Regions from separate parts of the Mus musculus genome. Here region 1 is linked to region 2. Evidence: chromatin contacts called from ENCODE Hi-C or POLR2A ChIA-PET data. All regions are on one chromosome and are shown on one strand. Each heading gives the region's core, a stretch centred on a gene start or an enhancer-like site at or near the end of the contact. The rest is flanking DNA. Distances are from core to core; before and after follow the strand shown. Region 1 holds the start of 4933402D24Rik (RIKEN cDNA 4933402D24 gene). Region 2 overlaps Klf7 (Kruppel-like factor 7 (ubiquitous)).

The links. Hi-C counts contacts between places; a loop is a spot of excess contacts on that map. ChIA-PET counts read pairs that join two places held with the same protein, here RNA polymerase II (POLR2A).
Region 1: a loop to region 2 is called in a map of left cerebral cortex, with 3 times the contacts of the local background. The contact joins the promoter of 4933402D24Rik here to the enhancer-like site in region 2. A Hi-C loop is called at or near these places in 4 of 37 maps with a recorded cell type or tissue (heart and left cerebral cortex). POLR2A ChIA-PET finds 5 or more read pairs at or near these places in 1 of 5 experiments (Patski).

Annotation. Positions count from the first base shown.
Region 1 is chr1:63,766,416-63,772,189 of GRCm38, reverse strand. It overlaps 4933402D24Rik (RIKEN cDNA 4933402D24 gene), which reads left to right and starts at 2,923. Exons shown (of 3, transcript NM_001256158.1): 1 at 2,923-3,009; 2 at 3,648-3,805. The coding sequence starts at 2,985.
Region 2 is chr1:64,031,553-64,037,529 of GRCm38, reverse strand. It overlaps Klf7 (Kruppel-like factor 7 (ubiquitous)), which reads left to right. Exons shown (of 4, transcript NM_033563.2): 4 at 1,766-1,867. The coding sequence ends at 1,817. Among named protein-coding and RNA genes, the nearest start is that of Mir6899, 8.0 kb to the left of the region's middle. Within about 2 kb of position 2,225, at least 2 of the 3 ENCODE cell types and tissues checked have a DNase peak (open chromatin) inside an H3K27ac peak, as active enhancers do; they include left cerebral cortex, where a contact is called at or near this core.

The DNA of each region.
Region 1 (5,774 bases), core at 1,674-4,173, 270 kb after region 2:
ACAGAAGACAGCATTGCCCATCCACTTCTTAATTTGAACCTGGTTAGAGTCACATTGAACTTCTGATTCTAGCTCTGTACAATAATAAATGTACGTTTTGAGCCACTTTGTAGTAATTTGAAAACAATAGGAAATAAAAACACCATGCTAACTTTAGGCTATTTCTATCCACTTGTCTCTGACTCTAGTAAGCACTGCCACAAAGCCCTGATCATTCGATTTATACAAATGAAGACACCTCAACCTTAAAGGTCCACAGACGCTTCTTAGTTAGGGTTTTATTGCTGTGAAGAGATACCATGACCAAGGCAACTCTTATAAAGGACAACATTTAATTGGGGCTGGCTTACAGTTTCAGAGGTTTAGTCCATTATTCTGAGAAGCACTGTAGTGTGCAGGCAGACATGGTGCTGGAGAAGGAGCTGAGAGTTATCCATCTTGATACAAAGTCAGCAAAAGGAGACTATGTCTTCCGAAAGCAGTTAGGAGGAGGCTCTCTTTCCACACTGGGAATAGTTTGAGTGTAGAGACCTCAAAACTCACCCCACAGTGACATACTTCCTCCTATAAGACCACATCCTCAAATAGTGCCACTCCCCATGGGTCACACATTCAAAACACATGTGTCTATGGGAGCCAAACCTATTCAAACCACCATAGTGCTATTGTCTGGATATGTCTTGAGTATGTCCCCTAAGGGCTCCTCATTGGAAGCTCAAGGTTGGGGAGGTAATGGAATGTTTAAAAGAGGTGGGGTCTTCTGTAAGCTGATTGGGTCACTAAGGAGATGAATATGGGTCTATAAGATAATCGTCAGAGAGCCCAGCCCTTCCTTCTCTTTGGCTTCCTGTCTCACTATGTGAGTTTTCCCATTTACATGTCCTTTCCACGTGATAGCCACTGCCATGTTGCAATGTAGCCAGAGGTGCCACTCCAGGGCTGCCACTGTGTTGTTTAGGATTTCAGTTTTTAAAACTATGGCTAAATAAACCTGGTTTCTTTCTAAACTACCCATCCTTAGCTACTTTGTCACAATGCAAAACAAACTAATAAAAATGACTTGTCTACAGTGTCTCTCCCTCAGTGAAATACAGGCCTGGGGTATAGGGCACTGAAGCCAAAACTGCCTTTGTTTCAGACCTGGATGGTGCAACCTGTTAGACTCACTCCCCAGAAGCTGAGCAAAGAAAATTTAGGTTTTTTTTTTTCAAAAACGCTCCCTATGTAGACGACAAAAATAAAGCATTATTTTGGTCTAACAACTGGCTCTGATGGCTACTTCGCAAACATGGAAGGAGCAGGGTGAGACACAAAACTCAGCCTTGAAGCTTGGCTGAAAGCAGTTCCATTTAACAAGCTGGCCAGGCCCTTGGAGTCATGTTCAAAATGCTGTTTTTATTGTTTGTGCTTTTGCTTTTGTAATTAATTAATTGCCACTAATGCTTTTTTTGTTATTTTTTAATAATTAATTAGCAAGCACTGGGAGCAGGCAGCAACTTTTTCATAGATTGCATAAGCACGCAGAGATAAGAAATCGGCATCGTTGCTAGAGTGCGCATTCACGGATTACTGGGCTGCTCACACGAGAATTACACACTAATTCAACTACAATAAAAAATTACACTTGAAGAGCTTATTATATACTATTCCTTCCCCTTCTGAGGAATGTTTGAGCAGCAGCCTAGCACGGCTGCCATGGCAACTATAATGCAAAATTGGCAGTAACTTTATGAATTGCAAATTCCTCTAAGGGTGTTGGGGAATTTTTTTTTCTCCCTTCCATTTTTAACCATCTCATATGCATTATCCCAGCAATATGTTAAACAAGATTTGGGGGAACTCAGCAATTACTTGGAAACAGGCTGTGTTTTAGAGCCTCAAATTCCATTTTTCTAACGAAGGCACGTGTTCACAGGGAACCCCCAGTTTACCTGCTTTTAATGTTCCCTGTTTTTAACTGAGCTCTTAACATACTGATCACCCTCACCTTTTCTGAGGAGGGTCCAGGTATTCTAACAAATGGACTTGCTATATTCCTTCCCAACGTCTGCCCTAGCAGTTCTCTGAAAATGATGAAAGGGGACAGATAGTCTCAGTTTAAAACAAAAAGAAGAAAAACAATAATCTTACAACCGGCCTCCCCCCTCCAAGTAAATTCAGCTGTGATTCTACATTAAAACGGTCACTAAAAGAATGGTCAGTCCTTCTTGTTTTCCTCCCTCAATCCTATCACGCATGAAGAACATGACAACGGGAAGCAGGCAGCACCCAACATGGTTTGCCTGACTCGGGATTTAAACACTTGCAAAGGTAACCCAAACCATGCTGTTCTGCACGGCTAGTGGTCCTCCTCACTTAAGATGACTGGGATTGAGAGGGGAGTCACCCACCCACAGTATCATGTCACCTTCTACCTCTGATTTTTCTACCTCTGATATTTGCCTCGTTCATGTCACAAGTCTGTTGCAAAAATCACATGAGACAATGTGTTTGAATACTGCCATGTCTCATGAAAATATGACAACGCAGAATTCTGATTTTCAATTTTGATACAACTCTTAATAATTAAAAAAAAAAAGCATAAATGGCCTTTATTCTCTGAGTCTAGTACCAGGAAGAAAAGTGATAGTTTGCCAAAAAATAGTTCAGGTCTTGAGAAACCCTCTGAAATGAATGTAGGAACAAAAATATGAATGGAATCCTACTCTATGACAAAAGACATAAATGGTTGCCTCTCCAATTGGAGAGAACTGTCTGTTTGCAACGAGTGACACAGAAAATGACTTTGTGCAGCACATCTCTAAGAGAAGAGTCTTTCGGTGTCGTCTGTACAGGGCACACAGCAGCATTGTGAGAAGATGAGGAATCTGCTGATGCTCTCTGTTCTGTTCTGTTTCATAGCAACCCCCTATGGTCAGTAGAACACTAACTGTCTCCTACCATTAGACAATAGTCTTCAGAAAGGATGTGCCGCAGAACAGCTGATGGACATGAATTATTTTAGACGAGGTAACCAGAGGAATCCAAGAAGCCTTAAGAGACAGGCTCTTGCGTTGCCCTGAAGAATTTCTGGCCCTAGCTTCCTTCTTTCCTGTCTTCATTTAACCAACATTTACTGAAATTAGATTGTTTTCTGCCCCCAGAAAATAAAGGAAAGGAGCCCACAAGGTCTCATTCACAAAAACCTTTCCAACTGACTGGGAGCAGACTGCACAGCCCCCTCCTCACTCCAACAGGGTTATGAGACAGAAAAGACAAAGCACAGAGGGCAAAGGGGAGAATGGAGACGCATCCTGCAAAGTGGTCAATGAGTTGTGTGGTGCAGGAGCATCCTGCGTGATAAACAGATGGTAGGGACACCGCAGAGGAGAAAGCACTTAGAAAGTCCAGAGAGATGAAACCTGAATGCTGTTGAGGGGTCCGTAGATGGGGCACAAGAGGGTAAAGATAGAAGACCAAAGAACCTTTCCAAAGTGCATCCAGGTCCAATTTGACAGTCTGTGTATAGCAGAGAGGATGTATGTATATATATTAATAAGGAGAAAGGATGCTGTTATCAGACCCGGGTTTTAGGAAGGGCCCAGCAGGGATAGCAGATTCTTTCAAACAAGTCTAGTGGTCAGTCACATCATTCATGTGTCTCCTAGGACAGCCTGCTCTCTTCAGCACGGACCTGAAACCCAATTGCCCCCGCAGACTTGAGATGTTTGCTGCAGCTACAGAAAGGAAGTTAGAATCTGCTGTCCTCCACAACTTCCCGAAGAGCAAGGAAAACATTGGAAAACTGTCAGCCCGCTCTCAGAAGGTGAGCGCACAGATTGCAAAGCGTTTCCACCTCTCCAGCTTGGCAGTGATACAAAAATGCGGTCGGTTCCCTTCCCTCCAAGTAACTCACAGCAGATGCTGATGCCCTTAGCCTCTTCCCCAGCTACAGTTCCCAACATCATTTCCTTCCAGAGGTCAGGCATATGGAGCTCATTAAATTCTACACAGCAACATTCAAACCGTGTGAAACTTTTTGTTTGCAGTGCAATTTAATGTTGAGTTTGATTTAAGAGGAACTGCATATTCTTGGTCCTGGGATGGAAGCCTATTCATCCAGAAGTTTAAAGCCTGGTTTAGGATGATGGGTTGGAGAATTGCAGCTTATGTTGAGAATTTTTAAAGGTGGAAGCACGTCCTGTCTTAGAAATTATCTACTCCAGCTTCATCTTTCATAGAGTGGAAAAAACCAAGGTCTGGACCATTCACATGGTAGAGGTAGAGCCTACAAACTGGGTGTCCTCATCCTTGGCCCAACAGCACTGCTATCCTTGACTCCCCATAGATCAACATACAGAAAGAAAAGACAAACAACCTTTCTCATCCAAGGTAAAACTCACTTCAAAATGAAAATGGCCACCCATTTATAATGTGCTAGTTCTCTCATATTCTATTATAAAAATAAGAACATTAAGACTTTTTCTTGAAAACAACTGGCTTCTGATTGCTACAAGACTATAATATATATAATATGTGGAATGTAGTAGCTAGGAATTTAAATAACTTCCTCAGAGTTATGTGGCATAGTAAAGTGGGAGTCTTGGTGTCTTCACCTGTAAATGGGTAAGATGGTTCTCAGAGTTGGATGTTTTGTTTACTTAAACTTTAAGGGAAATGCTTAAAAATCAGTGGCTGTTGTATTTTGAAGGAGTGGGAGGGCTTCAGTCTGCTTAAACAGACTCATCAAATACTCTTCCAACTGCAGCCTAAAACCTCTGAACCCATGAGCAAAAATTAAACATTTGCTACTCTTGTACTCATTATCTCAGGTACTAGGTCATGAGGGAAAAGCTATCACACACACACACACAGAGCCTATGACTGAGTTTTATCAACTTCATTTACTAATATTAGCCCTCCAGTGCATCGAATCACTTGTTTAAAATGAAACCCAATTGTGAAACCACTTTCCCACCACTGAGGATTCTTACAGACTTGGTTTCTTGAAGAGAAGTGGAGATGCTTTCTATTTATTGGACCAGGCTCAGGAACCTTGGGGAAGTCACTTGCCATGGAACCAGAGCCTGCTCCCAGGATAAGAAGGTAAGAAACGAGGGTGTGGACGACTCTAGGTCAGACCCAGGGAAGGTAGAATTCTCTGGAAGTGTTTGTGAGAGTAATATTCCATCTCCAAAACAACTGCATGTTACTAACACAAGCAGGAAGGATTACTGTAGCTCTTGAAGAAGAATTTTTACTCTGCAGGAAGGATACAATGAAAGAAAGAGCCTGTGAGCTACACGACCCCCAAGCAGCCTGTGGGAGAAAAAGAATGCCTTGGGCCAACCAACTTTGCCCCTATTCAGGATAAACTATCTCCTACTTCTCACACACACACACACACACACACACACACACACACACACACACACACATTGAAGGGTAGACCACACACCTCCTGTGCTCTGCCAGCAACTTTCAGAAATGAGGGTCAATTCCATCCCTGCTACTTGTACTTCAAGACCTCATCCTTCACACTGTTATCACCATAACCCTATCATTACGCTGCTTGTTAGTCATGATTAAAACAATAAACAAAGGGAAAAGTCTTTCCCTGGTGAGCATGAATAATTGCAGATGAGCACATCTTGTTTGGGCCCCACACCGTGTAATGTTATATGCTATTACCAACAGTATTAGAGGATGTTTTATTGCCTGATACAATTTCTTTCTAATTGTACTATCTGCTCCCTTCAGATTCCAATCTCATCCTGAAGGCCCAACAAAGTAAC
Region 2 (5,977 bases), core at 976-3,475:
TTCTTTTCTTGTTGTTTGTTTTGTTTTTCGAGACAGGGTTTCTCTGTGTAGTCCTGGCTGTCCTGGAACTCACTCTGTAGACCAGGCTGGCCTCAAACTCAGAAATCTGCCTGCCCCTGCCTCCCAAGTGCGGGGATTAAAGGCGTACGCCACCACTGGCCCAGCCTTGTCTTTTTTTCTTATCATCTCCTGGGATACTGTTGTACACATGTACCTATTTAAGGAATGGGCATAAACAGAGGGTGTGGAGAGTATGGGGTCAGGGAACAGGGTGGATTTGTGATTTGTTTGTTTAAGAATGAGCAAACACAGGGAAGCCTTGCTTTGGACAGGAAACTCTGCAAGCCTGAATGGGTAGCTTGCTAATGTCCTAGCAAGGAATTTGAGTGGTGGAGCTATCTCAAGCTACAGCGATGCCTAGGAATGTTGTCATAGTCCAGGCAAGGGCTAGCTTAAGGAGAGAGCACACAGCCAGACCATGCATGGCTGTTGCTTTACATGCATCACAGCAGGTACTTCCGCCAGACCCTGATATTGCAAACTGTTAGAGCACGGAAATGCCCACACTGTTATTGGTAAGATGCAGAAACCTGCCTTAGACTGATGTCAGTGTAAACGGCTACTTATTAACAAGCTTAGATTATTAGCTCGAATAACTATTAGAAATGGAATTCAGTTTGTCTTTAAGGTTGGCTAAATCCAAGTTCCCAGATACCATCCAGATTCTTTTCTCTGCTCACTTCCTTCTCCAGCGGCAGTATGGGCACACTAGCAGCTCAAAGCTCATCTCCTAGCAATTTAGCATTCCCAGTGGAAGGAGCATGTCTCTCTTCCAGTAATTTCAGTAGCTATAGAACCACCTTTCCTTTGGCCTCTGTGTGTCATGTGACTGTTGCTTAGCAATCACTGCCGCCATGGCTTTCACTTTAGAAGGAAGGTCAGCTTTATACTAGTGAGAACATAAAAGGGTTTCTACCCAAGAGACTCTCATATGTCTACCATCAGAGTAAAGAGGAAGGAAGATGACCATAGCATCTGCCAAGGAAGGTGCTCGATTATGGAACTTAAGCCCCAAGTGTTAGTCCAAGAGCCTCAGCCCCAGTCTTTATTCCATGACTCTCCACCTATGTATCCTCCCCTTAGTTCTTTAACACATACTGAATCAGACAGACAGACAGACAGATGCACACACACACACTGACTGACTCATCATGGAGATGTCCCCAGGATAGTGTTGGGGCTATCTGTGAACACCACTCTGTTCTTTGTCTTGGTGTGAATATATTATGCCTGTGTGGACCTGGAATTATAGGCAATACACTCCTAGGCTTTCATGGTAAAGCCCGAGACAGCAAAGTGGGTGTTGAAACATCAGTGTTCTACTAACTGGTGACATAGGCCAGTTATTCATTATTGTATATACAGTGCATGAGCATGTCATGTGTTTAGAGAGCACTTCCACATTTTGTTCCTTCTTAGATAAGTATAGTTATAATCATAACAGTCCCCGTGTAGTGACATCTTACTCTGTGCGATGTGATATTATGATACTTCTCTTGCCTAATCCTTAAATAAACGTAAGAGACAGTGTCCCCATCAGCCACGCTGCTACTGGAAGAGCTAGGGTCTGAATTAAAGCAGTCTGACCCGAGCTGACTCCTCCAGCACACTTCCTCGTCTCTCCATAACTCACAAGTGCTGTCTCTCTTTAAAACTGAGAAAAGTAGCTGGACCTCTCTGACATGCTTGTTGTTTGTCGTTCTAGGTGTTTCTCCAGGTCTGACCATCTTGCGCTCCATATGAAGAGACATATCTAAACAAAACAAAACAAGACAAAATAAAAACAAACAAAAGTAAAAAAAAAAAAAACAACAAGAACAAAACACCGCAAAGGCCAGAGTTGCCATGGCAGCAGCCAATGTCCGAAGGAAATGCAGTGAGGCAGAGGGCTGGACTTCAGGCGGGGAGAACTGCCTCGCAGAAGAAAGTTCTCGCTTACAAACCTCTGTGTGCATACATGTACACGCACACGTACACACACCCTCTCACACACAGACCCACACACAGATCCACTCTCATGCACTCAACTATATTTAAAGTATATACGTCTATTTCTTATGCCTTGCCCTAGCCAGATGATAGAAGACAAGGAAGAAGGAAGCCAGGTGAACTCGGCAAGGCACTGGCTGCTGACCCCAGCGCTACTGGATCACTTCCCAATGTTGCCAATGGAAAACAAAGCAAACGGATGTCTGTCTCCATGGTGGCCGCAGTCCAAGAGGCTTACATAACTTCTCAGTGCAACGTGATAAGAGAATCCAACATCTTATGGTTGCATATGTGTAGCACTAATGTTTCTTTTTAAATAGTTGGGGGAGATTGACCTAGAAAACCAAATTGCAGTTTGGTAGCCAAACTTAACTCCTGGGTTATTTGTCCTTTGTGTGTGAAAAGTCCTACTATTCCGTACGTCAGACTTCCTCACAGAACTGTCGGTTGGTTTTGGTTCTTCTTAGGACCAGTGAGATCTTTTGAATTGCTACCAACGGCCTTAGCGGCAGCAGACTGTGGATTTACACCTTACACCTTTCTGGCCTGCATCTCTCTAGACTTTACTCTCGAGGGAGGAGTTTTCTTTTCTTACTTTTTTTGACTCTCGCACATCATATGCACTAGGGATTCTGAAAACTTCTAGCATGACTGCAAAGTGGCCAAGAGAATAAAAGTCCTTGATGATAAATCACAGTATACCCCTTGAGCCTCACCTTCTTGCCAGTGCTAGATTTTTTCTTTTTAAATCTCTCTGATTTTTTGCTAATGAAAACTTGAAAAAAAAAAAAAAGCTTATTTGGAAGCTTAAATGTTTTATCTTTTCTCCGTGGACTAAACCTCTCCAGGACTCTCTCGGCACCTGGATGTCTAGCTCTCGAAGCAGCCAATCAGATGGGACATCAGAGTTCTCTCATCCCTCCTTAAGGCGTGATGACCTCAGCTCACAGTGAGCGGCTACTCTACTGTCCTTGCTACCCTATAACTACTTACAGCATAGATCTCGCTAGTCTCAAAGGGCAGCTGCGTATTTAATCTAACTCTGGGTTATGACCTGACAAAAAAGCCAAAAATCTCACTCTTTCCAGGAGTGGGGGAGTCCGCGGATGCCTCCCAAATCTAGAGGCTTCACAAAACATCATCCCATCCCTTCCCTCACTCACCCTCTGAGATCATGGTACCCACTTGTTAAATGCATACTTCAAAATGCCATTGTGGGAATGAAGGTTGTCCATTAAGGAAAGGGTGAATGTGTCACTCTTATGATGTCTCTACGGGTGTTGGTGGGGGGGCGCTTTCTTTAGGGGGTACTGGTTCTTTTTGGCTAGACCCACCATGGCTTGTGACCTAGAGCACCCAAGATCAACAGAGGCCTCATATTTACCCTGAAAGCTGATTCCAAGGGATTTATATTGCTCACTTGCATATCACACACACACATCCAATGTTGGTTTCTATCTTCCCGAATTCTTAGCTAGCTGGCACTGGCCTAAACTCCAAAGACTGCCTTTAGGACCATTAACTGGCCTATGCAAGCAAGCGGGGTGGGTATTAAGGCAGATTGTATATTTTGTATATTCTGGGACCATCCCTTCAAGACGCGTCTAACAAACAAAAGTGGCGTTTGGTCCGTACAAGGTTGCTGCACCCTCATACCAGCTGGCTCCCTCCTGCCCTCCTCTGACTGTTTTATCCACTGACTGTTAAAATGCCGCCCATACATATTTGGGATGCAAAACTGAAGTCTTTTAAAAGAAATAATAATAATAATATAAGCAACACAAACACATATGACAGCAACCTTCAAGATCCTTGGCACTTGGGTTCTCAGCTTTCTACGGCTTTGGTTTTACTGAAATGTTGAATCTACTTGTCTGAGGGTAAAGGGACCGCTTTGTCACAAATGCTATAGCTTCCAGTTGGACAGTTGGGGCATTTCGAGGTCTAGCCTTTAGAAATTTCATTTTTGTTTTACTTTTTTTTTCCAATTTAGACCAAAAAGAAAAAAAGAAAAGAAACCATTGTAAACACACACGTGTGCGCACGGGTGCATACACACACACACACACACACACATACTCCATTTGCCAGAAGCAATTATGTATATGTTAGTTGGAGGGTATTAAAGAAAAAAGAAATCTGATTTATTCCAAAGATTTAAAAGTGGACATGACTTAGAAACTGCTCTGGAGCACTGCTTGCTGACAATCTCGTTCTCTACTGCAATCGAGTGCATTCTGCAGCCAGTCCATCAGGGCATACCATGGGATTCTATTTGAATGTGTGCTGCATCCTTTTTTTGGATGAAGGACGTGTGAGGGACCTTGAACCTCAACTGTATTGAACTGTAGCGCCTCCAGTCAGTGCACTAGATGAAACTTTAGACTGCCCAAATTCTGTTGGTTTGTTTCTCTCTTCCCAGTCTGTAGCAGTCAGTGTCCAGCATGAATGCACGCACACGCCAGGGATGGCATTAAGCCATGGCTGCCACGATTTACAGATGTTCTCTCCCAGGCTGGAGCTGCTCTTACTCTCAAATTGTCATTACTAAGGTTTATAGTACTTAATTTAATTTTTTTTTGTACTGACCAATGCAAGGCTCTATAAAAAAAGAAAAAGGAAAAAAAAAAAAAAGAAAAGAAAGAAATGCAAAAGAGTAATCATTGCTGTTTGTCCCTCTCGCCATCTGTGGTTTCATTTGAATGTGGCAGAACAAAGGCCCCTTGGTCCTCTTTGGTGTCTGAAATGTTTGGTAATTTCTCTTTTGTATCAGTGAGGTCTTTGTGATCTGCTCCTGATCTCTCTTGGAGCAGGGCGCACTGAGATACCATGATGGTGCTTGCTTGCTTCAGAGTCCTTTGTTGGCTGTGGGAATTGGCCTGAGAATTTGGTGGGTGCTAAGCGCATGGCTTTGAATCTGTTCTTCTCTAACCCCAGTGAAGACCTGTGGAAGATTGCGAGTCCTTAGCTTGGGGTGGGTATCCCTTGGACATTTTAGAAATAGGTTTATGACACGTCCTCCTCCATTCTTCCTCAACTGCAGAGGCAGTTGCTTGATGCCTCTGGAGGGAGCAGGTTTTTCAAGAAATAACCTCAACGTGTCCTTTGCTCCCAAGAGGACTGGGTGTCTAGAATGGTGTCATGGATATTTGAAACATGAAATCCCTTTCACAATTTAAGACATTACCTCCTAGCATTCCAAGGGGATCCCAGATTTGAAAGGGCAAGCCTGGCATAAATGTGGCATAGGCTGTCCTCTTGAGCATTCTATCCAGGGCCCAGAGATGGCTATGTAGAAGACATGGTTCTAAGCCACTGGTGATTTTCTTTACTTCAAGTTACTTCTCTTTCTCCTCCACGTGACCTTCAGGGATGTGGGGACCGACATTGTAATGCTGCTCTTTGCTCCTGGCCTCCTGTCCCACTGTCAGCTTACTGGCCCAACCTCATGCCTATGTGGATGAGTACTTTGTCCAGAAAGAAAGAGATGTTTGGATTCCAAGTTAAAGCTGCATTTTTGTAAAAATATTGGAGACCCCCCCCCAATGACCTTCATGCTGGCCATTTCCCTGTCCCAGTTTCCTTCCCAAAGCCCTTCAACCACTCCCCACTCTCCCTGCTGCCACCTCCCCATGCACACCTCTACCCTTTTCCATCTTTGATCGCCTGATGATAACAGGGTAAAAAGAGAGCCAACCTCATGTCTGATGAGCAGGATGGATTCCTAGGAATTTTTTTTAATTTATTTTTTATTTTTAAATCTTCTTTGAAATTAGAGAAGAGTGTATTTAGGGACTTGAATTTGGGATATGCTTCCAAATGATCTGTGTCTATTTGCATCCAAGGGAAAACAAATGGGGGAGGGGGAGGGTTGGCTAACTCAAGCATTCAGAACTGTCCTGCCTGCAGCCTCCACTCCTGCATCCCA